Regions from separate parts of the Homo sapiens genome. Here region 1 is linked to region 2. Evidence: chromatin loops called from intact Hi-C (ENCODE). Cell type or tissue: heart left ventricle. All regions are shown on one strand. Links, peaks and the distances in the headings refer to the core of each region. The heading gives the core; the rest is flanking DNA. Region 1 has its middle 6.7 kb from the start of NPPC. Region 2 overlaps DIS3L2 (DIS3 like 3'-5' exoribonuclease 2).

Evidence for each region. Hi-C counts contacts between places; a loop is a spot of excess contacts. Peaks named below come from ENCODE experiments on the same cell type or tissue, not always from the same donor. Only the 100,000 strongest peaks of a DNase experiment are listed, where the experiment ranks them.
Region 1: it touches region 2 in a loop (2.6-fold over the local background); 2 of 110 quality-filtered maps call a loop at or near these places.

Annotation. Positions count from the first base shown.
Region 1 is chr2:231,927,090-231,939,110 of GRCh38, forward strand. No RefSeq gene overlaps it. Among named protein-coding and RNA genes, the nearest start is that of NPPC, 6.7 kb to the left of the region's middle. RefSeq lists an enhancer at 1-651. In heart left ventricle, for the core only: a CTCF peak has its summit at 3,082 (motif pointing left); DNase peaks (open chromatin) are centred at 3,182, 3,732, 4,501, 7,242 and 1 weaker place; H3K4me3 peaks cover 176 bases; H3K27ac peaks cover 2,720 bases; H3K27me3 peaks cover 2,670 bases.
Region 2 is chr2:231,979,895-231,996,242 of GRCh38, forward strand. All of the region lies in intron 1 of DIS3L2 (DIS3 like 3'-5' exoribonuclease 2), which reads left to right. Among named protein-coding and RNA genes, the nearest start is that of DIS3L2, 26 kb to the left of the region's middle. RefSeq lists an enhancer at 10,027-10,648. In heart left ventricle, for the core only: no CTCF peak of the experiment used is centred there; no DNase peak of the experiment used is centred there.

The DNA.
Region 1 (12,021 bases), core at 1-8,000, 57 kb before region 2:
GAGGGGACTGCGAGCGCGGAACCAAGATATTCATGCTCATGCGTGTGCTCCGCGGCATCGTATGCTCGCCAGTTACTGCTCTAGGTTCACGTTCAGCCGGTTTCGGCCACACAGAACGTCCCGGGGTCTGACTCCGCTGGTGAACTCCCTCTGTGGGAACAATGCGCACCTGACCTTGCCTGCACCCACGCGAGGATCCGCTGCTGGGGGAAGCCCGCTCCAGTATCCTGTGCACTTTCACAGGCTGGGGAGAGAGCTTCCTAGCCAGCGGCCCAGTCCAGCCTCTGCCAGCCGTGACAGGTGGTCAACTTCCCGTTTTTGACTGTAGAGAGGTCCCCGTGGCTCTCGGGACATGGCCACATATCCCTACCACTCACGAACTTGCTCTCCTTGCACTGGGCTTCTCGGTCCCTTGGACACTAAGGAGTGTGGTGGGCATTTGGGCACTGCGGTGTGGGCCGCAGAGGCGGAGAGCCCAGATCCCCCGAATTGATTGAAGAGCAGGAATCTATGACTGGCTGCTGCTGAGCAGGACGCAGGCTGGAGAGAGAACAAATGTTGCCGCAGGAGTGCAGTGGCTGTCCCCAGGCGTGAAGGCGATTCTGGGGAGACAGTAGCCCAGACGAGATTTTCCAGGGAGAGGAAGCTGTGCCTGAGGCAGGAAGGCAACTGGAGTGAAGAGGGGCTTGGAGAACCAGGTTCCCTCCAAGCCTCCCTCTTCCCTCCGTGGTAGTGAGCCTGGTCCCAGAGCTGCTAAGGCGGCCGCATCATGGTCTGCTCTGTCGGCACCTTTCTCAGGCTACCCCTTCCCACTCTCATACCCTGACTCACAACATTGGAGCAACCACTACACAGGTCACTTTGCTTAGGAAACAGCTAACACCTGAGGTCTGAGTTTGGGGCAGCAAAGTTTCCTGATCTCCAGGAAGATCCAGACATCAACAGGGCACCTTCTGTGGATTCTGGTGAATTGAGTCACCACCTCCACGCAGCCCCCCAATTCCTCTCCGTGCTAACACCCATAGAGTGGCACCACTCTTTCATTTGAGGAGAAAGGAAGAGGAACTAGAAAGCAGTATAGGGAGGGGTATCCAGGTGGGCTGTGAAAGTTCCCTCTGCTTTTTGCCTGCTGTGCAAAGAAGGATGTTACCATCTGGAACTTCTCTGACACTTGCTTTCTTTATACCTGTTTAAAGAGTCAGGCAGAGCCACACAGACTGACTCTAGAGTCAAGCACTGGGCTGGTTTCCAGGGGCCAGCAGTACATCCTCTAAAGCCCCTTATTAAGGAAATCTTCCGCTGTTCATGGCTACTTCCTTCTGTCTGAACGTCCTTAGGTTGGTCCTTCCTGTCTTCTGTGTTCCTAGACACATTCGCGTCCAGGTGATTGACTATCTAGGTCTCCTCTCTGTTTGAACTTTGAGGCTAAATTAATAAAACTGACACCCCCAACCTACTGTGGCAGAGCCGATTCCCTGGACTCACCTTCCCATCTTTGGAAGGGAAATCTGGTGAGCTGCCACTCCTGACCACTGGGCGGTGGTCATCTGCAGAGGGAGGCTTCCCGGGGGGCAGGCTGTGGAGCAGCTTCTGCTTAGCTGGGGCCTGGGAGGCAGGGTGGGTAAGAGTCAGAGGCCTGGGCAGGAGGGGCCACCGGGAGGTGTGCCATCAGCACATAACTGCCTTGGAGATGAAGGTTTCCCCTCTCCCTTTGCTTTCCTTGCCTGGGGAGCTGCAGAGGACGCCCACTCTTCCTCCTGAGCCTAGATTTGGAACTCAGGTCCCTTTTTGTTGCTTTTCCCTTACGAAGTCTGCTTCTTCTGCCCCAGGCCCCAGGGGCATGGCCTGGGAAAGTTGAACTCACTGAGCAGCTGAATATGAGCTATTCAAGTCATTTTATTGACTGCTCAATTTTAAATTTCCTCCTAACGGCAAAAGAGGGAGAAAAGGCCCCAAGGCCGCGGTAATTCTGTAAGGAATCATGTCGTTCTCACTGATCTCGCTGATCTCCCGGTATCTACTGAGCATCCCTGAAGCCTGCAGGGTTCCATCCAGCCGGGAAGAACCCCCTAGCAGACAGACATGAGCTTTGTAGGCTGAAAAGGACAATGACAGGGAAGGGGACAGGTCAGGCTGAGGCCACCCAAGGAGGGCTCCTCCTCCAGCCTGGACTAGCAGGGTGGGCTTCCTGGAGAAGGAAAAGTCTGTGCTGAGCCTGGAAACACAGGAAGAGAAGGGAAGAGAAGAGGAAAACCTCGACAGAAAACCAGGCTAACAGTGGAATGTACTAGAGTCAGGCCTAGAGGGGTGCTGTTTGAGAAAAACCAAATGAGAGGCCTCACCAAAGGGCAACACAGAGGGCAGGGGAGGCCGATGAGACTGCAGAACCCCATGTGCCCAGACCTCGGGAGGGTGGAGTGCTTCAGGCAGGGGTGCCCAGAGGAGGCAGACTAGGGAGAGGCAATTCTAAGGTCGATGGTGTTCTGGAGGTGGGGGGTGTGATGGAGAGAGAGGAGCCTGCTGAGCTCTTGGGGGTGGGAAGGGCAAGTGAGCTTATTGGGGGTGCCTGAAGATGAGGCAAGGGGAAGGGGGTCAGCTAGGTGTGGGGGAAGTGGGAGGGAGCAGGAAGTGGGAGGCAGAGCCAGCCTGAAGCATGCAGAGCCTTCAGTGTCAGAGAGTTGCATGGGCGAGTCCAGGGTATCAGCTCTGCCACAGTAGGCTGGGGGTATGCAGGGCCTTCAGCGTCGGAGAGTTGCATGGGTGGGACCATTTTCTCCCTTCTGGCCCTCTGAAGGGCGGGACCCCGTTTTGTGGGCCCCTTTTCACTCTTTCCCTCCTCCCAGAAGGGCAAGGTGCGACTCTGACACCTACTGGAGAGGGGCCCTTCCTTGGGACAGGCGATGTCTGGCCAGGAATCAGGATGTGATAGAAAATGAGAGTGGGCCCTGGTCAGGATGCCTGGTGGGAGAAAGGCGTGTGGAAGGGCTGCTGGGAGGCTGGGGAAGGAGCAGCTAAGACAGGACTGTCCAGCCTAGGTCCCCAGGAGGGAGGAACAGGAGCCCCGCGAAGCAGCGCCCCCTCCTGGCCCCAGGGCTGCAGGGGAGGGCTCTCAGGCACACTGGAGGGGAGGATTGCAGAGCCGCCCATCTGTTTCTCTGCAATTGTTTATCCCGGGGCCCCCTTCCAGCTGCATAATTTCTCAGAGAAGACACTAAACAGGCAGTGAGCGAGTCTTGAGGTCAGGCAGGGAAATTGCTGCGGGACACTGGCCAAGTCCCGTCACTGCTTTGGGCCCTCAGTTTCACCACCTGTAATTAGAAAAACACTGTCCTTGTCTTCTAGACAGGGCAGAGTGAATCTGGGGCCTGATAAGAGGCTTCCAACCTCTCCCTGGCCAAACACAGCAGGAGACAGCTGAGGCAGAAGAGAGATCTGAATGTCACTGCATGTCCACACATACTTTTGGGTGAGAGGACCCCCACAGCCCCCGAAACTCCCCAGGACTGTTTAGTGGTGCAGCCCCTCAGAGCACACAGAGGCCGGGGCATGGCCAGGTCTCCTTGAGCTTGGTACCTTCCTCCAGGAGTCCTGCACCCATGGCGCTGGACTGGAGTACTGGAGGAGATGGAGGCCAAGGAAGCGTCATTCATCCTTCACGGGCCAGAGATTCCAGGAAAGCTTAACCTCGTTGTACCATGAGTCTTTGACCCCAGGACACCCCCATCTGATGAGCCAGCTGCCCTCCTTCCCTTTCCCAGGGGTCCTGCCAGCACCTGCTCCAGATGGCCTCCAACCCCACTGTCCTACGCAGTCCATGACGTCAGAGTTCATTCCTCCTTTCCCCTGCTTGCCAAAAAGAAAAGACAGGTCCTCCACAAATAGGCTCACTTCCCTGGGGGAATCAACAGCTCTCCATCTGGCTGTCAAAGGGCAGGTGAGTGGGGCAGTGAGAGGCTTCAGCCCTGAGAAAGTGAGCAGGATAGTGAGCAAGAGGGCCTCCCCAGCAGAAAAGAGCTCAGCACCCCAACCTCAGCTCAGAGCCTGCACCAGATGTTTGCAGAGCAAATGGATCTGCTGCCAAATTCTTGCCCTAGGGACAAAAGCTTGCCTTGGCTAGACTCTGGTAAAATGTTGGTCATATGGAGCTTTTCCAAGCAGTGAGCCGCTCTTTTCCTGCTCTGGGGGGTCCCTGCAGTGAGCCCACCTTCTTGGTTTGTACCTGGAGGAGAATGTCTATTGTCTGGTCTTGGAGACCTTTTTTCAGATTTGATAGGGGCCACAGTCTTCAAGGAGGAGGGGGCTTCTCCCTATGGATAGAAGGGACCACCAAGTATCTTACAGAAGCCCCCTAACTTGGCACCTTCCCAGAAGGGATCATGGAATGGACTTGCTAGGATCCAGGACCACCAGTCACCTCAAGGGAGCCGTGTCTCTGGATTTTCCAAGCCAGAGACTTCTCTGCAGACTTCTGCCCCGTGAGTGTGTCATCACCCGCTGCCTCCTGGTGAGCGGTCAATTTCTAAGATGAGAATGACCAGAAAACACTTGTAAGAAGCGGACATGACCAAGCCAGATGCTGATGAGGGCTGGAGGGAACAAACTTTTTGCAATCTGGGCTCCACAGGGATTAGAAAACACTTTTAAGCCCAAAGCCCATAAATTGTTCAAAAAACCACCATTATGCCTGTGTGAATTGTCTCTGGGCCCAGTGTGTAACCTTACACAACAAATGTTTCCCGAGGATTGCCCAAGGTGGTCCCTGATGTCCAGTGTACACTTGGCAAGGAGAAGAAAGGTCGTTCTCCTGAAATGATGACCTGTTTTGTCTTGTGGGGGAAATAATTTATGAAATAAAATCCCAGCTTAGAGTCGTGTAGGGTTCAGAACTTCCCAGGAAGCAGCTGATTAAGGATGTCGATGTCCACAGAGGTGGTAAGGAGTAGAGGCGAGTGTCCATGTGACGTGAGCACGTGTCCATCCATGGTTGCTGCTGCCCGGCATCACAGCCCACTGGAGAAGTCGAATCATCATGTGCTTGCTTTCTCGGGCACCCTTGCAACCTGTGCCTGGGTATGTGACCTGGACTGCCCCAATTCCGTTGCACCAGCCCTGAGTTTCAAATTGGGTGCCATCGTCTCAGAGAAGCCGGGTCTTCAGGGAATGCTCTGAATCATACTACAAGAGGAGTTCCTGGGCAGGGTGGTGGTGGCAGTAGGACCCACTGTTCTGTGACAGAGTTGTCATTGATAAAGGCTGGCACATAAAGGCTGGCCCCAATGGCTTGCACTGAGGTCCTCCCTCCACCTGATCCACACTTGATGTTGGCAACTGACCCTGGGTGAGTTATTCCCGAGCCTTCCTGACTGCTCAATGTAATGGTGCAATCTTGGCTCACTGCAACCTCCCAGCTTCAAGCGATTCTCCTGCCTCAGCCTCCCGAGTAGCTGGGATTACAGGCTTGCACCACCACGCATGGCTAATTTTTGTATTTTGAGTAGAGATGGGGTTTTGCCATGTTGGCCGGGCTGGTCTCGAACTCCTGACCTCAGGTGATCCACCCACCTCGGGCTCCCAAAGTGCTGGGATTACAGGCGTGCGCCACCACGCTCGGCCTCCAATGCCCTTTTAATGCATTCCTTTCCACTTCCCTCAGCCAGAGCCGGCTTCTGTTGCTTACACATCAGCCACAGGCATCTCCATGCCCTCGGTGCCCACTGCTTGACCTCCCCCACACTCCATTCTTGGAATAACCATTCTGCCAGAGCCCTACTGCCCTCGCAGACAGCCCCTGATGTGACAGTGAGGACATCTGGGGGTGTCCTTGCCTTCTTCCCTCAGGGATGGATAGAAAGGCAAAGGGGATAACATGTGGAGAGGCAAAATTAGGGGTCCCCAATGGTTCCTCTATGGAAATAGCAAAGCAAATCCTCAGGGCAGTGTTCAAGGACTGGGCCCAGGCCGACTGCTAGCACTGCTGTCTTTAAAAATCACACTCAAAATCATTTGATGGAGATGATTCTAATGATCACACTGCCTCTAAAGAATTAGTTGCTGACCGTAGCTTGCAGCCTGAAGGGGGAGCGTTCACGTAGGTAAAATGAATGAGACATATGCTCACATGCATTACTAAATCAAGCAAATATTTCTAACTTCAGCACCTTCTTACCCCATTAGATGCAAATGTGTTCCTCAAGCAGAACAGGCCTCACTGAGCTTGCAGACACAGGGTGGCGAGTGAGGTGTTACAAGAAAATCCAGAAAGCTGGGTGGTGGCTGAGCCGGGGAGGGCGGGGGAAGGCCTGGAGTCTGCAGGGTGGGAGACAGGGCATCTGGCTTCAGAGGACGGAGCCCAGACATTGGAGCCCTGCTCCTTCCTGTGACCGGAGGAAACTTTGCAGGGTCAGAGAAGTCGTGTCAGACTCTGGGCAGCCTGTCCCCAGACCTCCAGATGCTAGACCCTGCCTGGATCCCAGGCATGCCACTTTCTGTCTGTCCCCTTGAGTTCCATGGGCAGCAGAGCAGTGGGCAGACGGGTGGTGTGCCTGGGTTGCTCCCTGAGAACCTCCCGGGAGGTGAGGTTGCTGGAGAGGAGCGTGTGACCCTCAGGAGTGCTTCTGGCAGAAGGGCCTGGCCAGGACCTGAAGGGAAGTGAGAGGGCCCGGGAATCTTTTCCAGGGTGTGCCCCCTCTGCTGAGCCCTGAGGCTTGCCCTCCATGGGACTGTGCCCATTGCTCCCACAGGCTGCTCCCCTGGCTCAGCACAGGCAGCCAGGATCCAGCTGTGGAGTCCCTCAGCTCCCGAGCATGTTGTTGTCACAGCCCTGGTGGCAACAAACCTTCCTTCTTTCCCGCCACCAGCTTCTCCAGGGAACCCCTGTGTCCGCCTCAGTAGCCCCACCTCCCAGCCCACTGCCTGCTAAATTGGTAGGTGACCAGTAAATGCACAGCGACTGACTCCCAGCACTGCACCGGGCCTCAGGGCACAGCAGGGACAGGCCTCCTCTGCCCTCAGACAGAAGGTGCTGGCAAAGTGACCAGCTGCCCCATTTTGCAGATGGGGCTGTGGAGGCCCCCGCTGGCTACATGGTCTGCCCTCAGCCACATGGGCTCAGCAGGCTGCTGCAGCCACATGAGTGAGTGGATTGAAGTCCAGCGAGCCACAGGGACCGGGCTGGGGAGCGAGCAACCCTGCTTCCCCGAGAGCACATGTGCCGAGAGGAACAGCTGTCTCCACCCCGCGCGCAGTGGGCTCCCATGGGAATGTGGTGTGTGGCTTGGCAGACAAACAGACACAGCTCCTCCACCACCTGTGGCCGTTTTCGGGGTTGGGGGGCGGTTCAGAGCCCTGGGGCCTCTGCCATATCTGTCAGTGGCCATTTCTCTGGGACCTCATTGTCCCTTTTTCCCATTCTTTCCCTTTAAGTTCTGGGAAGTCTGGAAAGGACGAGGCCAGACTGATTGGGAATGTTGTGGCTGGAAGTTTTGGGAAGGCAAGAGCTCTAGTTTCAGAACACCAGCTCTCTCGGTGGCCAGTGTGTAGTGGTCTGAGGCCAGAGCACAGGAGGTGGGTGGGGTAGGGTTCTGAGGCCTAGACGAGGACCGCTGCCCACAGGAACAGAGCAGGGCCAGGGGACATTCTCTCTCCAGTTGTCTGTGACATCAGGACTGCTGGGACTCACCTGGGACTCCATTGCTGCTGGACCTGGCACACAATGGACGCCCTCTTGTGTGAGACTGAATGAATGAACCAGCTCTGACCTTCTGGGAGAAACCTCCCCTCATACCAGCCACCCGGGGTCCCTGAGGGCAGGGCCTCCATTTCTGCCCCCTCTCCCATGCTCAATGACTCTTCTGGTTGACACCCACCTGGGAGATGGCCTCTGGTTTCAGGGTTGCTGCAGATTCTGGGACTGAGACAGAAACAAGACAGCAGTTCAGCCTGGGCAGGGCCTGGAGGCCAGGCGGGGTCCACCTGGTCACAGACTGAGGCCAGGCCATCACTAGGGGTCAGGGCTGGAGTGAGAGAACCAGCTCAGCCCCCCAGGACGGAGGCTAAGCTCACACAAAGCTCTGTGTTCTGCCTGCAATCACACAGTGGAAATCAGGGCAGCCCTGTGTCTCCTGGGGGCACAAGGCAAGGGCTGGAGGCTGGGAAAGGAGCTGCCCCTGGCGGTTATCTGACCCCAGGAGGACTTGCCCAGCAGCAATGAGCTCATGGACCCTGGAGCAGAGCTGGGCAGTGATGGGAAAGGAACTGCATATGTTTGCTGGAGATCTGGAGGCGTGGGCCTTTCACATGAGCTCATGTGATAAGATGCTCCCAGGCCTCGCCAAGCCAGGGGCCCATGGGCAGCTGCTTCTGTAGGAGGAACACTGTCTGCCGGCCCTGCTGGCCTCTGCCCTGCACACACCTTCTCTTGCTTCCTTAGAAACTGCAGGCTGAGCCCAAGGAAGATGACCTGGCGATGCTGAGCTTATTTGGGTGGAATGATGAATGGCCCCTTAAAAATCAATCCTCCTTAGAAATTTGGTATAGAATATTTATCCAATGTTACAGTGCGAGGTAAACAGAAAAGTCAGACTAATAGCAAATATGCACAGCTCCACTGATATAACATGGCCTGTCTACTACTTCCCTGGTTTTCAGATCCTCCGGCAACTTTTGTGTCTAGTTGGATTTGAAGTGCACATAATATCTTGTGATCAACTTTCTCATGTAATATGATTTGATAAAACCTTTTCCATGAACCTTCATAGTCTGCAATGTAATGGTTCACAGTCAGGATTTGGGCTGTTTTTAGTGTCATGTGCTTACAAATATCGCAGGTAAAAACATGCCTATATAAACAGAGTTTTTCTCTTTTCTTTCTTTCTCCCTTCCTCTCTCTTTCCTTCTCTCCTCTTTTCCTTTCTTTCTTTCATCTCTCCTCCTCCCTCCTTCCCTCCCTCCCTCCCTTCCTTCCTTCTCTTTTTCCTCCTTCCCTTCCCTTTCCCTTTCCCTTTTCCTTCCCTCCTTCCTTCCTTCTTTTGTTTCTTTCTTTCTAATTGCTGGTTGAAAGGGTTTGATAGCATAAGCACTCTTTGTGGTTTGGTTGAATTTTGTCAGCCCTGTGCCAATGGACATGACCTGGTATATGGGCTTTCTTAAGTATTTTTATCAGAGTGTTAGATATATTGATATTATTATTTTCATGTTTACTATGAAATGGCCTTTCACTGTATGGCTTTTCTATGCTCATATACAGATGTTTACACATTTTCAAGATGTTTTGAGTTCTCGTAGCCTCCTGCACTTTTCTTTGACTACATGCTTGTGTGGTCGCCTGGCTCAGGCCATTTCTCCCAGGGGCCATTTGTTCCTGGAGAGCAGGGATCTTGTTTGTTTTGCTCTTGCTACCCCAGCACCCAGCCTGGGTAAGTCCACTATAGAGGCTGAAAGTGTGGACCACATAGTGGCTTTGATTCTTGCGAACTGGGTATTTTCACCTACATTACATAGACAGGAGACTAAGCTCAGAAATGTTAAGTACTGGAGTAAGCACCATGGCTGGGACTGAAACTCAGAGGTCTGTCTGCCCTGAAACCCACACTTGGTCCTGACACCAATGTCTCCGTAGATAGGGGGAGCATACACTTTTATATTCTTCTGTTGTGGTTTTAAAGAATGGTTGTGTGAGTGTGTATGCATGCGTGTATTTAACTTTAACCTGTCTGGAATGTTCTGTGGTAAATGGTGAGTAAAGACCTGTTACTCGCATGTCACTATTATCCATTTCCCATATGATGTAGTGATAATTGTTTCTTTCATCATTTTCTCTTCACTTGATTCATGATAAATATTCAACTCAGATAAATATGTTCTGCTCTTCCGTAAAGTTTTCAGAGCTGCTGCATGTGTTCTATAGACTAGTAGGCATTTTCCCTGGTTTTGCCTTAAAATAAAAAAGATTTCCCAAGCAGTTGCTTTCTTATATAAATGTTATTTTTACTTTATAAACTTTTATAAAAGTAATTTTAATTAAAATAGTTGCATTTCATTTTCATTAAACTCTCTCTCTCTCTTTTTTTTTTTTTTTTTTTGAGATGGAGTCTCGTTCTGTTGCCCTTGCTGGGGTGCAGTGTCTCGACCTCGGCTCACTGCAACCTCCATCTCCCAATGATCAGCCCACCTCGGCCTCCCAAAATGCTGGGATTACAGGCATGAGCCAACGCGCCCGGCCTCATTAAACTCTTATTATGGGTTTTTAACTTTATTGTATTGTAATCAGATAATATAACTTATACAGGTTGAATATCCCTTATCCCAAATGTTTTGGACCAGAAATGTTTTAATTTTGGATTTTTTTGGATTTTGGAATATTTGCATTATACACTTACTAGCTGAGCATCCCTAATCCAAAAATCTGAAATTCAACATGCTCCAATAAGCGTTGCCTTCGAGCATCATGTTGGTCCTCAAAAAGTTCTGGATTTTACGCATTTTGGATTTCCAAGTTTTGGATTAGGGATATTGAAACTGTAATATTTATGAGATTTGAACTTTCTTGAGATTTTCTTTTTCTTTTTTTTAAGACAGGGTCTTGCTCTGTCACCCAGGCTGAAATGCAGTGGTATGATCACGGCTCACCATAGCCTCGACCTCCTGGGCTCAAGTCCTCCCAGCTCAGCCTCCCAAGTAGTTGGGACTATACGTGCGCACCATTACACCCAGCTAATTTTTTTTTAATTTACTGTGTTTTTCTTTTTCTTTTTTTTTGAGATGGAGTCTTGCTTTGTAGCACAGGCTGGAGTGCAGTGGCGTGACCTTGGCTCATTACAACCTCTGCCGCCCGAGTTCAAGCGATTCTCCTGCCTCAGCCTCCTGAGTAGCTGGGACTACAGGCACTTGCCACCACACCTGGCTAACTTTTTGTATTTTTAGTAGAGACAGGGTTTTGCCATGTTAGCCAGGATGGTCTTAATCTCCTGACCTCGTGATCTGCCTGACTTGGCCTCCCAAAGTGCTGGAATTACAGGCGTGAGCCACCATGCCTGGCCTTAATTTACTTTTTTTGTAGAGACGAGGATCTCACTCTGTTGCCCAAGCTGGTTTTGAACTTCTGGGCTCAAGCAATCCTTCTGTCTCGGCCTCCTGAAGTGTTAGGATTACAGGCTAACCGTGAGCCACCATGCCTGGCCAGATTTTCTTTTGTGCCTGAATATTTGTTGTTTTTATAAATATCTCACGTGCATTAAAAATATGACTATTATTTGTAGGGGACAAAATTTAATATATACAACTTTCTTAATTATTTTCTGTATACTTAATTTTTGGCAATTGATTTGTAAAGGCTAATAGAACTGGATAAAACCCCCATTTATTTGGTAACTGACTATTTCAATACTTGTCTGGACGTTATTATTGCTTTCTTCTGTGCAGCACTAACTTCTTTCGGAAACTCTCCCTCCACTCTAACCCTGTTTTATTGTGGCCTACCAATCTCAATAACCCATCTCTTTTATTATAGACACAAGCACATGACCCAGATCCGGCCGGACCCAAGCCCCCAGTTGGTCAATGACAGAAACGTAACTCCAGCTCTAAGAAACTTTATTGGTTGCATAACCAGGAAGTCCAGGGCGAGAGCCTATTTATTCGCTGGCTCAGAGGCCAACAGATTCAGTGATTTAAGTGATGTTGAGCCTCTCTCTTTCTCCCGGTAACTTCTCTGCCTCCATGTGATGGCCTTATTCTTTCCTACTACAGAGCGTCTTCCTCTGTGTGGTAGGGGATGCAGGCAGGGAGAGTGATGCCCTCAGATGTCTCCTCTTAGGTCTAGACAGAATCTTATGGAAGGACCAGCTGGCCTTGTTGGCCTTGTTTGACTTGTTAGACTTGGCCAGTCACTGTGGCCAAGGAGATGGTTTTTCATAGATTGGCCAGACTTAGCTCAAGCACCCATCTCTGGGGCCCCAGAGGCGAAATATGAAGATTGCTTGCCCCAGCAGAACCCTGGAGAATGAGGAAGGGATGAGTCTCTAA
Region 2 (16,348 bases), core at 4,589-12,588:
GAATCTAACTTTTCTTCAAACAGATAGCCAGGTGTGCTATTACCATTTGAGTGGTTCTCTCTCCTAGTGATTTGAAATACTTTTAAAATAATTTCCCTAAGGTCTGTTTCTAGACTCTCTGTTTCCTTCTAATGATGTCTTTGCCAATTTCCAGTTGAATATCATAATCTTTTAATTACTAGTGTGTCATAGGATGTTTTTCAATTTGATAGAGCAGGTCTTTTCTCGTTACTCTTTTGCAAACATTTCTCATCTATTTTGGGCATTCTTCTATTAGATCTTAAAAATTACTTTTTATCAATGTGAAATTCACATCACATAATGTTAGTCATTTTAAAGGAAACAATTTAGTGAGTGTGACTGGTAGTACTTCTTGTGGTTTTGATTTACATTTTCCTAATGTCTGATGATGTTGAGCATCTTTCCATAAGCTCATTGGCTGTAATTATATCTTCTTTGGAGAAATGCCTGTTCAGATCCTTTCCCATTTTTTTTCATTTGATTTTTAAGATAAGCTTGTTAGGCTGGGCGCAGTGGCTCATGCCTGTAATCCCAGTGCTTTGGGAGGCTGAGGCGGGCAGATAATGAGGTCAGGAGTTTGAGACCAGCCTGGCCAATATGGTGAAACCCCATCTCTATTAAAAATACAAAAAATCAGCTGGGCGTGGTGGCATGCACCTGTATTCCCAGCTACTTGGGAGGCTGAGGCAGGAGAATCACTTGAACCCAGGAGGTGGAGGTTGCAGTAAGCCGAAATTGTGCCATTGCACTCCAACCTGGGTGACAGAGCAAGACTCCGTCTCGAGAGAGAGAGAAAAAAAAAAGATAAGCTTGTTAATTTCTATTAAAAGGTCATGATTGGAATTTGTGATCACATTGACTTTTTCAACTCATTTTTAATGGACCTCTTTATAGTATTGAGTCTTTTTTGATCAAAAGCAGGGTTTATTTGTTTAGGTCCCTTTTATGTTTTCAGGTGATCCTCTTACTTCAGCCTCCTGAATAGCTGGGACCACAGGCATGTGCCACCACGCCTGGCTAATTTTTAAATTTTTTTAAATTTTAATTTTTGAGACAAAGTCTCTGTTGCTCAGGCTGGAGTGCAGTGGTGCGATCTCGGCTCACTGCAACCTCTGCCTCTCAGGTTCAAGTGATTCTTATGTCTCAGCCTCCTGAGTAGCTGGGATTACAGGCATGCACCACCATGCCTGGCTAATTTTTGTATTTTTATTAGAGATGGGGTTTCTCCATGTTGGGCAGGCTAGTCTTGAAATCCTGACCTCAAGTGATCTGCCTACCTTGGCCTCCCAAAGATCTGGGATTATAGGCGTGAACCACTGTGGCCAGCCTTCCTTCATGTTTTTAAAAATAATTTTAAAATTCAAATTAGATTTCACACCCTACTAGCTTGTGATTTTGGTTGCTACTTAGAATTGATCTTTTTTTCTCCTTGCATTTTCAAATTTATCATTGTTGGCATATAGGCATGTTATCAATAATATAATTTGTGAGTATGTCATTTTAGATGTTCTAGATAGTCATTTTATCTGTAAATAATAAACACATAGTCTCTTTTCCAATATTTATTCCTCTTCCTTTTCTGATTATGTTGGCTAGGGCTGCTCCAGCTTAGTGTTGAGTTGTAGGTGGTATCTCCTCCTAACTGTAATGGGAATGTCAGTAATGTTATACTGTTAAGTATTTTATATATATATATATATATATATATATATATATATATATGAGACATATTTACATATTATATATCATATTTATATATAAATAAGTTAACATATGTTTATTTTAATTAAGTGCTTATTAAGTGTCCTTTTTTTTAGATGTTTAATACTAATTGGTGGCCAGGCGTGGTGGCTCATGCCTGTAATGCCAGCATTTTGGGAGGCTGAGGTGGGTGGATTGCTTGAGTCCAGGAGTTCAAGACCAGCCTGGGCAACATGGAGAAACTCCGTCTCTACTAAAAACACAAAAATTAGCTGGGCATCATGGTGCGTGCCTGTAATCCCAGCTACTCGGGAGGCTGAGGCATGAGAATCGCTTGAACCTGGGAGGCTGAGGTTGTGGAGCTGAGATTGTGCCACTGCACTCCAGTGTGGGTGACAGAAGTGAGGCTCTCTCTCAAAAAGAAAAAAAAAAAAGAAATACTAGTTGGTGATAAATTTTGTCATATTCTTTTTTGGACATTTGTTAAGTTCACCTCCCCCTATTGCTATATAGTGAGTTATATTTAATAGATAGACTCTTATAGGATATACTTGCTTGAGTGTGTAATCTTCAATATATTGTGGGGATTCATGTTGTTAATATTTTATTTAGGATTTTTGCATCTATGTTCATAAATGAGATTGGCCTGTATTCTTTGCTTTCCTTACTTGGCTTTGCAATCTAGAATACACTTACTTACAGCATGGTAGCGGGTTTTTCATCTTAGTCTGTGCTTTGGAATAGTTTACCTAACATGGGAAGCAAGATATTATATTTGTCTTTACATTTGTTTATGATGTATTATATATTCAATACTTACGTATTTCATCTTTCTGCAGTTAAATCTTTCAATCTTTTTATGGTTTTGTGTTTTATGATAACTTCTTTAATCTGTCAAGTTTAGTGTGAAGTAGATAAAGAATGTTTTATTTCTTTTCCCTGTATAGCTCCACTATTATATTACCATTTAGTGAGAAATCTTTTTTCTATTGATCTGAAATGCCTCCTTTATCATATACTAAATAATTTCTACATTTGGATTTGTTTCTTAGTGTTTTATTCAAGCATTTTTTTTTTTTTTGAAACAGAGTCTCACCCTGTTGCCCAGGCTGGAGTGTAGTGGCAATATCACATCTGACTGCAACCTCTGCCTTCTGGGTTCAAGTGATTCTCCTGCCTCAGCCTCCCAAGTAGCTGGGATTACAGGTGCCCGCCACCACACCTGGCTAATTTTTGTATTTTTAGTAGAGACGAGGTTTCTCCGTGTTGGCCAGGCTGGTCTCGAACTCTTAACCTCAGATGATCCACCCACCTCGGCCTCGCAAAGTGCTGGGATTACAGGTGTGAGCCACTGCACCCAGCCTCAAGCATCTTTTAAAGATAATTTTTGGTAAACTCTTTTGAAAACTAGATTGAAAGACAAGTATATTTTTAAGCTGACTTTAATGCATTTTAATTAATCAGGCTTTGCTTTAGTTTCACTCTATGTATTTTACATTCCTCTGCCTTTATTGGAAAAGTTATTTGAGATCATCAGAGAGGAGTTTTCAGTGGATCTCCTAAGCTTGGTTTTAGTGGTGTATTGATTTACTGAGGCTGCCATAGGAAAGTATCACAAACTGAATGGCTTATAACAATAGAAATTTATTATCTCACAGCTATGAAGGATAGAAGTGTGAGATCAAGGTGTTGGCAGGGCTGGTTCCTCCCAAAGGCTTTGAAGGAGAATCTGTTGCATGTCTCTGTTAGCCTGTGTTGGTGGCTGGTAATCTTTGGCTTGTAAAACAGGGATCCTGAACTGTCCGTGGCCTGTTAGGAACTGGGCCACAACAGCAGGGGATGAGTGGTGAGCAAGCATTACTGTTTGAGCTCCACCTCTGTCAGATCAGTGGTGGCATTAGATTCTCATAGGAGTGCGAACCCTGTTGTGAACTGCATGTGAGGGATGTAGGTTATGTGCTCTTTATCAGAATCTAATGCCTGATGATTGAGGGCCAGGCACAGTGGCTCATGCCTGTAATCCCAGCACTTTGGGAGGCCAAGGTGGGTGGATCACGAGGTCAGGAGATCAAGACCATCCTGCCTAACACGTTGAAACACGTCTCTGCTAAAAATACAAAAAATTAGCTGGGCATGGTGGCATGCACCTGTAATCCCAGCTACTCAGGAGGCTGAGGCAGGAGAATCGCTTGAACCCGGGAGGTGGAGGTTGCAGTGAGCCGAGATCACGCCACTGCCCTCCAGCCTTGGCAACAGAGTGAGACTCATCTTAAAAAAAAAAAAAAAAGAAAAGAATTAAATGTAGTATAAGTGGAACAAAGTTCTTTATTATAACAGAGTTTTCTAATTATTATTGGGATATAATAAAAAGGCTATTTTTGTGTATTGTTTTTGGGCATTATTGAACTTATATTCTAATACTTTTTGCGTATTGGATTTTCTAGATAGTGATTTCATTTATAATTGATCATTTTGTCTCATTTCTAATATTTATATCACCTTTTTTGTTATGTAGCAGACTATCTCCTTTAGAACATTATTAAATAACAAATAGCAGGCTTTTCCTATTCTTAAGTTAATAGGAATGCCTCTGGTGCTTTATCATTATTCATATGTTATTTTATGTTGCTAATTTTTGTTTAAACATTTTTCCTTTTAGCTTTTATTTTTAAATTAAACTTTTTATTTTTATTTTATTTTTTGAGATGGAGTCTCACTCTGTCACCCAGGCTGGAGTGAGTGGCGTGATCTGGGCTCACTGCAACTTCTTTTTTTTTTTTTTTTTTTTGAGACGGAGTCTGGCTCTGTCGCCCAGGCTGGAGTGCAGTGGCGCGATCTCGGCTCACTGCAAGCTCCGCCTCCCGGGTTCACGCCATTCTCCTGCCTCAGCCTCCCAAGTAGCTGGGACTACAGGCGCCTGCTACCACGCCCGGCTAATTTTTTTTTTTTTGTATTTTTAGTAGAGACGGGGTTTCACCGTGTTAGCCAGGATGGTCTCGATCTCCTGACCTCGTGATCCGCCCGCCTCGGCTTCCCAAAGTGCTGGGATTACAGGCGTGAGCCACCGCGCCCAGCCAACTGCAACTTCTATCTCCCAGGTTCAAGCAAATCTCCTGGCTCAGCCTCCTGAGTAACTGGGATTACATGCGTGCGCCACGGCACCCAGCTAATTTTTTGTATTTTCAGTAGAGACAACATTTCACCATGTTGGCCAGACTGGTCTTGAACTCCTGACCTCAAGTTATCTGCCTGCCTCAGCCTCCTAAAGTGCTGGGATTATAGGCATGAGCCACTGTGCCCGGCAAATTAAACTTTTTATTTTGAGCTACTTGTAGAATCACATGCAATTGTAAGAAATAATGTAGAGAAATCCCGTGTACCCTTCACCTAGTTTTTTCTTGTGTAACTAAGGTACAGTATCACCATCAGGTAACTGCACATACCTTATTCACATTCTACCATTTTCACTTGTACTCCGTATTCAGATTTTACCAGTTTTGCTTTTACTCATTTGTGTGTGTGTTCTGTCACATCTGTAGATTGTGTGACCACCACCACAGTCAAGATAAAGAAGAGTTCCATCACAAAGATCCCTTGTGCTACATTTTCATAGCCACAGCCATTGCCCTCTCTCTCTGCCTCCCTAACCCCATCTAAGCACTAAACTCTATAATTTTGTCATTTCCAGAATGCTATATAAACAGAATCATATAGTATGTAACCTTTGAGATTGACTTTTCTTTATTCAGTGTAATTCCTTTGAGATTCATTCAGATTGGTGCATGTATCAATAGTTTGTTTTTCTTCATTGCTGAGTAGTATTCCATGGCATGCATGCATCAGAGCTTGCTTAACCATTCATCTGTTGAATGACGGTTGTTTTCAGGATTTGGCTATTATGAATAAAGCTGCCGTCAGCGTTCATGTGCAGCTTTCATTTCTCTGGAATAAATGCTCATGAGTGCATACACCCTTTACTTAGACTCATCTGTTGGTAACATTTTGTCCCATTTGCTTATTATTTCCTTCCTTTCTCTCTCTCCACTTTTCCATACACACACAAATATAAACTAAAATTTTTCCTTAACTGCTTGAGAGTAAATTTGACTACATCCTTACTCCCACATACTTCTGTATTTCCAAGAATTAAGGATATTTTCTTACATACTGTGATGGTTAATATTAGGTGTCAACTTGATTGGATTGAGGCCTAGATAGCTGGTAAAGTATTGTTTCTGGGTGTGTCTGTGAGAGTGTTGCCAGAGGTGATTGACATTTCAGTCAGTGGACTGGGAGAGGAAGACCCACCCTCTGTGTGGGCGGACACCATCCAATTGGCTGCCAGTGCGTCTAGAACAAGTCGGGTAAGCTGGCTTGCTGAGTCGTCTGGCTTTTATTTTTTGCCCATGCTGGATGCTTCAGTCCGCTCCTGGTGCCCTTGGACATCAGACTCTGGGTTCTTCCGCCTTTGCACTCTTGTACTTACACCAGTGGTTTGCCCGGGGCTCTTGGGCTTTCAGCCACGGACTGAAGGCAGCACTGTTGGCTTCCCTACTTTTGAGGCTTTTGGACATGGACTGAGCCACTAATGGCTTCTTTCTTCCTCAGCTTGCACATGGCTTGTAGTGGGACTTTGCCTTGTGATTGTATGAGCCAGTTTTCCTTAATAAACTCCCTTTCATATATGCATATAAACTATTAGTTCTGCCCCTCTGGAGAACCCTGATTAGTACACATACCCACAGGAAAGTTATCAACTTAATTTAACATAACTTTTGATATAGCTTTTATCAGATCTATCATCTATAACAATTTTGTCAATTCGCCTAGCAACGTCCCTTTTAGCATCTTGTCCCCTTCTAGTACAGGGGCTGGTCTGGGTCCACATATTGTGTTTCATTGTTATGTTTCCTTTACCTCCTTTAATCTGGGAACAGCTCTTTACATTGTCTTCTGTGACATTGGCATTTTTGAAGAAGCAAAAATGAGAACTTTACATGTATTGTCTCCTTTAGTACTTAAGACAGCTCTACAAAGAAGCTTTTATTATTATCGCCTCTTTTAGATGATGAGAGGGACAGAAAGATGAAATAATTTGCTCAAGTCATCTTAAATGGTAGAACCTGGATTCAAACCTGGGTGTTTTGACTTCAGAAGCCTGTTTAACCACTGAGCTCTACTGTCTTTCATTAATCTTTTAGCCTGTTTGTAGTAGCACTTGACCTTTCAGAAACTGAGAACCAGGGAAACTATTTTCTATATTGGCTGACATAAACAAGTATTTAATTTGTTTTACAGTAGATGATCCATTTTGTGATGACTTCAGATATTTCATCTGTTGCTTTTAGTTGGAGTTAAAGTTAGGTCTGCATCTGATTAACATTTATGGTACTTTATGGAAGTATTAAATAGTTTAAATGAAGTTTTAAGCATCAAGCAGCTGGTTGTCTTGCATATTAGAAATAGAGTTTATAGGAAACCCTAAGTTGTCTGGGCTGTGTGTTTCAGGCCAGATAAGGATAGTTTCTTCCAGGACATTCTTCAGGGCTTGGTCTAGTCTTTGTTAATTGTCTCAAAGAAAGAGCTCCACTATCCCTGGAGGAAGGCAGTTTTCTAATCTCTCATCTTTCTGGAAGGTTTTCTTTGTAATAAGATGTGGCAATTAAAATGTGCCTTATTCTTTCTAAGATTCTTTTAACGTCACTACCATCTGAAGTAATATGAAATACATGTGTATGGGTTTGCCAAGATTGCAGTTTCCGTGGGAATCATAACATTGGATTTAATCACATCTGGGTTAATGAAGCGTGCACAAAGGCTCTGCATGAATATAGGTTTTATATTTAATGTGCATCTGGAGGCAGCAAGGTCTTAGTGATGTAGTTTCCCTGTAAGTGACAAGTTGAACACTTGCTAGCTGAAGGTTTAAGGTAATCCCAAGGCTAGGAACTTTGCCACGGAACTGAGGTCCTGCACCTTGACCCTCAGTTTAGAAGGCATGCGTAAGCACTGGGAATCTGGAGCTCTTTAGTGGAGCTGGAGGCCCAGCTTATTTCCCTGGAGTCTGTAGACTTTGGGTTTGTTTTGTCTCCATGAGAAGCAGGGATTACAGTGCTGGTGTTTTGACTTCTTTTTTTGAAGTGGTAGGGAGAAGAAGTACACCAGGTCTGTCATAGTTGTACTTTGGTGTTTTGGGAATGATTTTGGTCATTTTTCTTTTTCTTTCTTTCTTTTTTTTTTGAGACAGAGTTTCGCTCTTGTTGCCCAGGCTGGAGTGCAATGGCACGATCTCTGCTCACTGTGCGCGACCTCTGCCTCTTGGGTTCAAGCGATTCTCCTGCCTCAGCCTCCCAAGTAGCTGGGATTAAAAGCATGTGCCACCACGCCCAGCTAGTTTTGTATTTTTAGTAGAGACAGGGTTTGTCCATTTTGGCCAGGCTGGTCTCCAACTCCCGATCTCAGGTGATCCACCTGCCTCGGCTTCCCAAAGTGCTGGGATTATAGGCGTGAGCCACCGCACCTGGCCTATTTTTCTTAGATTGTTTTCTCTGCTGTCTACCTGACGTTTTATAACTATTAAGTTCATGGTGATGGTCCTTGAGAGTGGTAGTGGTTTTTACGTGGAAAATCTAGAATTTTGGATTGCTCCAAACCCTAGAATCACTATCTTTCAAACTCACTCATGTTGAAGGGCATGAATGTGGAACTTAATTTCTCCACGGAAAGTGGAGCTAGAGTGAGGGTTGTCTTTGTAGGGCCTCTCTCAGGTCCACCAGTGCCACGTGCTTAGCTGACAGACCAAAATCAGAAAGTTGACTTAGAGGTCATCAAGCTTTCCCTATCTATCTGTGGTCTGTTTTAGTATCTTAGTCATTTTACTGTTTAGAATTTTGTGTCCTCCATTCCTCCAGATTCCTTGAATAACACTAGACTTCTCCGTGACTTTGAGGGTAAATTACAACTGGTTGTGACTTTATATGTCATCTTACAGGAGTGTTCTCCAAGACATGACGTGGATCTTGTGTGTAGGCAGGAAGATGGTTCTTAGCAAGGCCTTACCGTGCTTAGGGCTGAAAGTCTGTTGGTAGTAACTTCCAGATGTTTGCAGCCGCAGTCCTGAGAGTAGTAGGCATTGTTGTAGCAATACTTTCCCAAGACTAAGGCCATGATATAACTGACATTTTTGAAAAAAATAAATAACTAACACAGAAGCTAGATTGATGTTAATCTCTTGTGTAAAATAAAAACAAGTTTTTATGAACACTGACATTTTATTTGAACTGATATGAACCTAGGGAAAATTACTTTCAATTCTTGTATGTTTTAGTCATTTTGTTCAGTTGATTATAGGTTCTGAAAGTCACATATTTTTCCAAATTGCCATGGTAAAATTGGCCACGTGGATGAGCTTTGCAACCCTTTTTTCCTTTGTCTTATTACTTTTGAGACTAGTGTATGGAGATGTGATGGCTCGGATTACCGTTGAAATTATGCGTGTAGATAGTGGGTGAGTTCTTTCTCAGCTTTATTTTTAAATAACTGCTTCTGTATCACAGCATGAAATTTGGATTGAGCTTGTGGTAACCTTGCTCAATAAAATTTATGCTTTCTGTAAGTAAAGGCCCTAAGTGATAGTAGTTGTTGCTGAATTGTTTGCTAAATAGAATATTTTGCCAGTGTGACCTGTAAATGGGAGTTTTAAAAATGTATGTGTCAGTATAATTGTGTGTGTGTGTGTGTGTGTGTGTGTGTGTGTGTATGTGTGTGTTTGTATAGAGGCGTAGATGAAAAATCTTTGGCTATTAATTGAAAATTATTTAATTTGATGATGAATGTATGGTAGTTTCTTACATTTTTTCTACCTCATGGATGTTTTAAAATTTCCAAAATAAAGAGTAAAAGAGTCTCCCCAAACGGTAATTAAGAAAAGGGACAGGGGACTGGGCACAGTGGCTCACACCTGTAATCTCTGCACTGAGGGAGGCTGAGGCCGGATCGCTTGAGCCCAGGAGTTTGAGGCCAGCCTGGGCAACATAGTGAGACCTTGTCTCTACAAAAAAGTAGAAAAAATTAGTGGGGTGTGGTGGTATACGCCTATAGTCCCAGCTACTCGGGAGCTGAAGTGGGAGGATTACTTGAGCCCGGGAGGTTGAGGCTACAGTGAGCTGTGATCGTACCACTGCACCCTAGCCTGGGTGACAGAGTGACATAATGAGATCTTGTCTCAAACAACAACAACAACAAAAAGATAAGATGTAGGTTTTATTTGCTAGGGAGTAGAGACAAGGGTCAATGAAATAGATGTCATGATTTCTAAAACCTTCCAGGGTGGCTTTTTCAGTGGTGCTGAAGTACTGCCCCTGAGTTACTTCAGGAGAGAGAATAGAATTTTACTGTTGTTGCCTAGGTTTACTGATCATGGCAGAGGTATTCCAGTGTGCTGCCCATACATTACAAAAAGAAACCCTTTGTGTTTTCTTTCCACAAGATCCTTTTATTTGATATTTGGAGCCAAGTGTGAATTCTGACACCAATACCTTCCCATGCTTCTTTAGGTTTTGATTTTTTTTTTTTTAAAGATGAGGTTTTAAGATGAGGCTTTTAATTAGTCTCTATTGTTTTGCAAGTGTTTCTCTCTGTTCCTTCCTTCACTGGATGGATGGAGAGTGGTTTCTTATTGTTTCTAAAGTACTTGTGTTTGACTTGTGCTTTTTGCCACTCTCCCTAGAATTTGTCTCCGAAGTCTGCACATTTTTCCCAAAAAGAAAGGTTAGAATAAATTTCAGAGGGTTGAAAATGCCAGTTTGATACGAAAGTCTTTAAAGCATAGGAAGAAATCTTAGTCGCTTCAGTGTAATAATTCTGTAGATGACTTTAATCGTAGTAATAAAATGCGGGAAAGAAACATGAGATTGAATTTATAATGTTATACTGTACAGAGTACACATGAGAAATCAAGCTATTTGTTGAAACAATTTCCACCTTATAACATTTTTGGGCCTTATTTGGTAGCAAAGCTTGTATTTGAGATCTCTTTCAATTTTGGTTTTGTATGTTTTGTCATTGCAAATCTTAAATTTGTTATTGTGTGATTTATGGCCAAAACTCTGGTACTTCAGTGGCATTAAGATGATTCTGTCTTTATTAGGCAAGTAATGATACTGTAGATCCACTCAAGCAGTATCCTTCATGTACTTCCTGCCATTACCGATGTCCTGTGTATTACCAAGATGTGAATATACTAAACTCCAGCATTCAAATAAATCTTAAATAGACTCCGAGTTTTTGGAGTGCTATATGAATTTATAAGAGAATTTCAGAAGCGAGAGAAAGTTTAGTTGTCTTTAAGAGTTTTCTTTTTTTTTTTTGAGCTCTGCCTCCCGGGCTCAAGTGATCCTCCTACCTCAGCCTCCCAAGAAGCTGGGACCATAGGCATGAGCCATTGTGCCCGGCTAATTTTTGTATTTTTTTGTAGAGATGGGGTTTTGCCATGTCGCCCAGGCTGGTCTTGAACTCCTGGCCTCAAGTGATCCGCCTGTCTCGGTCTCCCAAAGTGCTAGGATTACAGGCGTCAGCCCACTCCAGCCTAAGAGTTTTCTTAAATTCCGTAATGTGGGAAATGTTTAATATTTTGACGGCAACTATTATTGTCTTTAAATTATTTTTATTTTTTAGAGACAGGGTCTAACCCTGTCTCCTAGGCTGGAGTGCAATGGCACTATCATAGCTTACTGCACTCTTGAACTCCTGGACTCAAATGATCCTCCTACTTCAGTTTTCTGAGTAGCTGGGACTACAGCATGTGCCACCATCTGGCTAATTTTTAGATTTTTGGTAGAGATGAAGTTGGGCTATGTTGCCCAGGCTGGTCTTAAACTGCTGGGCTCAAAGGATCCTTCCACCTCAGCCTCCGAAAGTGCTGGGATTACAGGCATGAGCCACCATACCTGGCCTTAATTGTCTTTTAAATTTAGAGTTGAAAAACATTACAGAGGCTATTCATTATTTTCCATCAGGGTATATCATATTATTTGCATTAGGGTATATTGCCAAACTGTGCCTGTAATTCCTGATGTGACATTAGGCCGTAATAAATTCTCCTGTTATCAAGAACATTTATTAGGTGTGTACCCTGTGGGCATGGTGTAGAAGTAGGCAGAAGACATGATCCCTGCTCCTCAGTAATTTACAGGTTTTGAGAGTACACAGGGCATCTCTTTTAATGACTTCATTCAGTAAGCATTTCCTGAGTATCCACTGTGTGCTAGCCCTTCCAGGAACTGGGGATACAGTGATGAACGGGACATACAAGGCTCTACACTCTTGGAATTTACATACTGGAACCCTCAACACTTCACGTGCTAAATGATGAAATTGTTAAGGACCTTATGAGGGGAGGTATTACTTTGCTGTGGTATGGTTGGGAAGGCTGTATTGAGGGATGAGGACTGGAGCTGGACAGGCGTGAGACTGTTCATTTCCCACTGTGTATTCTGTGGAACCTGCTATCAAAGATTTCGTGGTCAAATAGATGGAAAACATGACCCACTTGGGATTGTGGAGAAGGCATCCCAAGAGCTGGAGAAATTAGGTGAGACAGTAGGGGAGAGGATATGGAATTTGAGCTGTTCTTTAATGGGTAAAATTTTAAGAGTGAGGTTGGAGTAGAGGGTGAGTGAACTGTGTGAGAATGTGCAGGGAGCTTGAAGAGTACGGGCCATGTTGGGGGATGCTACCCAAAATGCACCTGTCCCCAGCCTCCCCTCCTACCCTCACAGAAGCTACCCATTGTCCTTGGCTCCACCGTGTCACCTCTTCCATGCTTTCTGTGTTTTAACATGCTCAAGTTTCTCCTTTCATAAAAACACCAACAAAAAGGCAAACTGTCTTTTGCTTCCACCTTTCCCGCTTCATGGCTAAATTTCACAAGCAATCAACAGCTCACGAACTCCACATCCCCCCAGCCCATTCATTTCTCAGCTGATTTCTTTTTTGTGTTATCCCCATTGCTTCCCCCTTGCACCTCTCACTGAGCCCCTTGTGATATCCATCCTGCTAAGTGTAATGAACACTTAATGCCTTATTTCACTTCTCTTAGTGACATAGGGCTTCATTGCCCTCTGTCTTCTCGAAATCTTGATTTTCTTTCTCTTTTCCCTGCTGCCAAGCCTCCAGGAAGTAGAGAAAAGACATTTTCTTGACATCACACTCTTCCAAGTTTTCTCTTATATCTCCCTCTTAGGAGGCCATTTTTTCTCAGTCTTTGCAATTTCTGTTCCCTTCTCCCTGGCTATTGAACTTTGAGGCTCCTCAGAGTCTCAATCCTAGGTCCCTTCCTTTTTTTCTCGATATTCTTCCTAGGCTGATCGCATCTGTGTTCAATTTCAGTTGCTTTGGTTATGATTTGTTCTCTGGTGACTCCCAAATTTGCTGTCAGCCCAGATGTTCTTCAGAGCTCCTGACTTTTGTGTCCAGCTGCCTGGTGTTGCAGTCACCTCAAACTCAGCACGTCCAATTCTTGGCTGATGATCTCTACCCCTCTATCCTCATTCAATAACCCTGTCCTGGTGCATGTAACTCCCGTCCATCCAATTATGTAAGCTAGAAAATATGAAGTTATCTTTTTTTTTTTGAGACAGAGTCTTGGAGTGCAGTGGTACGATCTTGGCTTACTGCAACCCCTGCCTCCCAGGTTCAAGCAAGTCTCCTGCCTCAGCCTCCTGAGTAGCTGGGACTGCAGGTGTGAGCCACCACGCCTGGCTGATTTTTGTATTTTTAGCAGAGACAGGGTTTCGCCATGTTGGCCTGGCTGGGCTTGAACTCCTGACCTGAGGTGATCCACCTGCCTCGGCCTCCCAAAGTGCTGGGATTACAAGTGTGAGCCACCGCGCCTGGCTGAGATGGCTTTTTTTCTTTATCAGTAATCCTTGACTGAGGTCAGTAGTCCCCCAGTTACCTCTGAGGGTCTGCATCACTTAGGTTTAATTACCTGGAGATTTCACACAGATCCTAAAATGATATATTGTAGGTAAATGGTGTCCAGGTAATGTCTTTCATTAAAATGAAATAATTAATATACATTTAAGTCCCTCCCTCTCATCCACTTTAATACTTAAGGATAAAACAGGAGCTCATATTCCAACTGCATTTTTTTTTTTTTTTTGGTCTTCTTAGAAGAGCTCTAACGGTTAACATTGTTGAATAAGAATGTCATTGTTGAATAAGTTGTCATTCATCTATGTCAATGACAGGTTCTAGAAATGAAAAAAATAACAATTTATCTTTTTTTTCCTTTGTGAATCATGCTTTTCATGTCCTAAGAACTCTTCACCTAATCGTAGGTCATGATGCTTTTCTCTTATGTTCTCCTCTAAGAGTTTTATAGTTTTTGTATTAGATCTGGGATCCATTTTGAGTTAATTTTTATATATGGTCTGAGGCAAAGGTCAAGATTTTTTGTTGGTTTTTTTTTTTTTTTTGGTCTATTGATGTCCAGTTGTTCCAGCACTATTTGTTGAAAAGGCTATCTTTCCTCCCTTGAATTGCTTTTGCACTTGTGTCTGAAATCAGTTGGACATATTTGTAAGGGGCTATTTCTGGGATCTCTCTGTTGTTCCATTGGTCTAGGTGGCTGTCCCTCTGAAAATACCACAGTCTTAATTGCTATAGCTATATAGCTTAAAATCAGATAGTATGATTCCTCCAACTTTATTTTTTTTGGTCGTTCATTATTTTAGTTATTCTAGTTCCTTTTCATTTCTATATAAAATTTAAGATAAGCTTGTCTGTATCTACAAAAGATCTTGGGACTTTGCTAAGAATTATGTTAAATGTATAAATCAGTTTGGGGAGAATTGATATCTTTACTATGTCATGGTCTACTAGTGTCAACAGCTTACCACTTTAGGTGGAACATAGGAAGCTTACCACGATTTAGGCCCCTTTACCCTCCCTGCTTTATAGTTACATACATTGAAAACCACATCAGACAATATTATACTTTTGCTTTTAATTACCTAATGTAATTTTAAAAACTCAAGAGGAGAAAGTCTAGTACTAGTACACTTAACTATAAAGTTACTCTCCAACATTAGTTACTTTTTACTTGTAAAATTCTATTTCTTTCAAAATTTATATTTTAGTAAGTTTCTTTCGCTTGTGTTTATTTTTTCTTTTCTTTTTTTCTTTCATTCTTTTTCTTTTTTTTTTTTTTTGAGATAGGGTCTCACTCTGTCACCCAGGCTGGAGTGCAGTGGCATTATCATGGCTCACTGTAACCTCAACCTTCTAGGCTCAGGTGATTTTCTCACCTCAGCCTTCTAAGTAGCTGGGACTACAGGTGCATGCCACCACATCTGGCTAACTTTTTGTAGAGACGAGATCTCACTATTTTGCCCAGGCTGGTCTCGAACTCCTGAGCTCAAGTGTTTTGCCCTCCTTGGTCTCCCAGGTGTGAGCCATTGGGCCCTTTCATTACTTTATATACATTGTTTAAAAATATTCTGTAGTTGTCTTTTTTTAAGACCTGAAGTTATTCTGTACTACATTTTGCTATTTTTTCTTTCTGACTGTCAATCGTGATGGCTCTTTCCTTATGTGCTTTGTAAGCATTTAGCAGGCTTTTGACTGTAGGCATATTCTGAAGCAAATAGTTCTGAGAGGAGTTTTTGGTTCAGCAATGGGTGCCACCAATCTAGGATCACTTTAAGTTCGTTTCTATGCTTGGGGTTCATTAGCTGGACCCTATTGTGTGAATACAATCCTGGGTTCTGAATGTTCAGAGGAGACTTTCCTATGGAACCTAGATCAAAACAGACACCTGTGATTTTTTTTCCTTCACCAGCTGGTGTATTTTTTCTAGCCTATTTTCTCACTGAGATTGTTCCCCTTCAAGGGTCTGAGTTTTTTCCAAGGGGCTCACTTCAACCTTTCTACATTTTGTATCATCAAAGCCTTAGAGTCTTCAGTCCCTCTGCGGCTTTAAACCACTCTTGATACTAACACCAGAAAGTGCTCCCAGGGTCTCTATAGCCTCAGTTTCTACTTTTTCTGGTTTCTGGCTCCCACTTGATTTTTAGCTCCTGGGGATTTTCTTTTCTTTCTTGAGAACTCAACTGTGCATTTTAAAAGAAACTGGTAATATTTTGTTTAGCAGTTATAATAATTCAATAATTCAGTATCAGGTGGTTTTTCAGATATTGACTCCACTATGTTACTAGAAATAGAAGATTTTGACACACAGCTTCCAAACCATTCAATAAAGTATAGATTATTGGGTCCCAGGAGGGACTCACTCTGGTTTCTTTAAAATTGGTCATTTGGGACAAAAGTTCTTCCTGTCTCTCAGGAGGGGCTGTGGTAGCGACACTTGTCCTTAAAAGGAAGAAGCATGGGCATCTTTAGTACTGCCCTCACATCTGCCAAACAGCTAGAGAGGTTCAAGAAGGAAGGGAATGCTCAACTGTGTCAAGTGCTACAGCAAGGTCAACTAAGATCAAGACTGAAAATTGACAGTGGGATTTCACAATTAGAATGTCTTTGCCAGAGTAATCCCATGGAATTGGGAGGATGGTCTTTGGTCCAGGCAATTCCTGTTTTTCTCAGGAAGAATGACTTCTTGTTTATC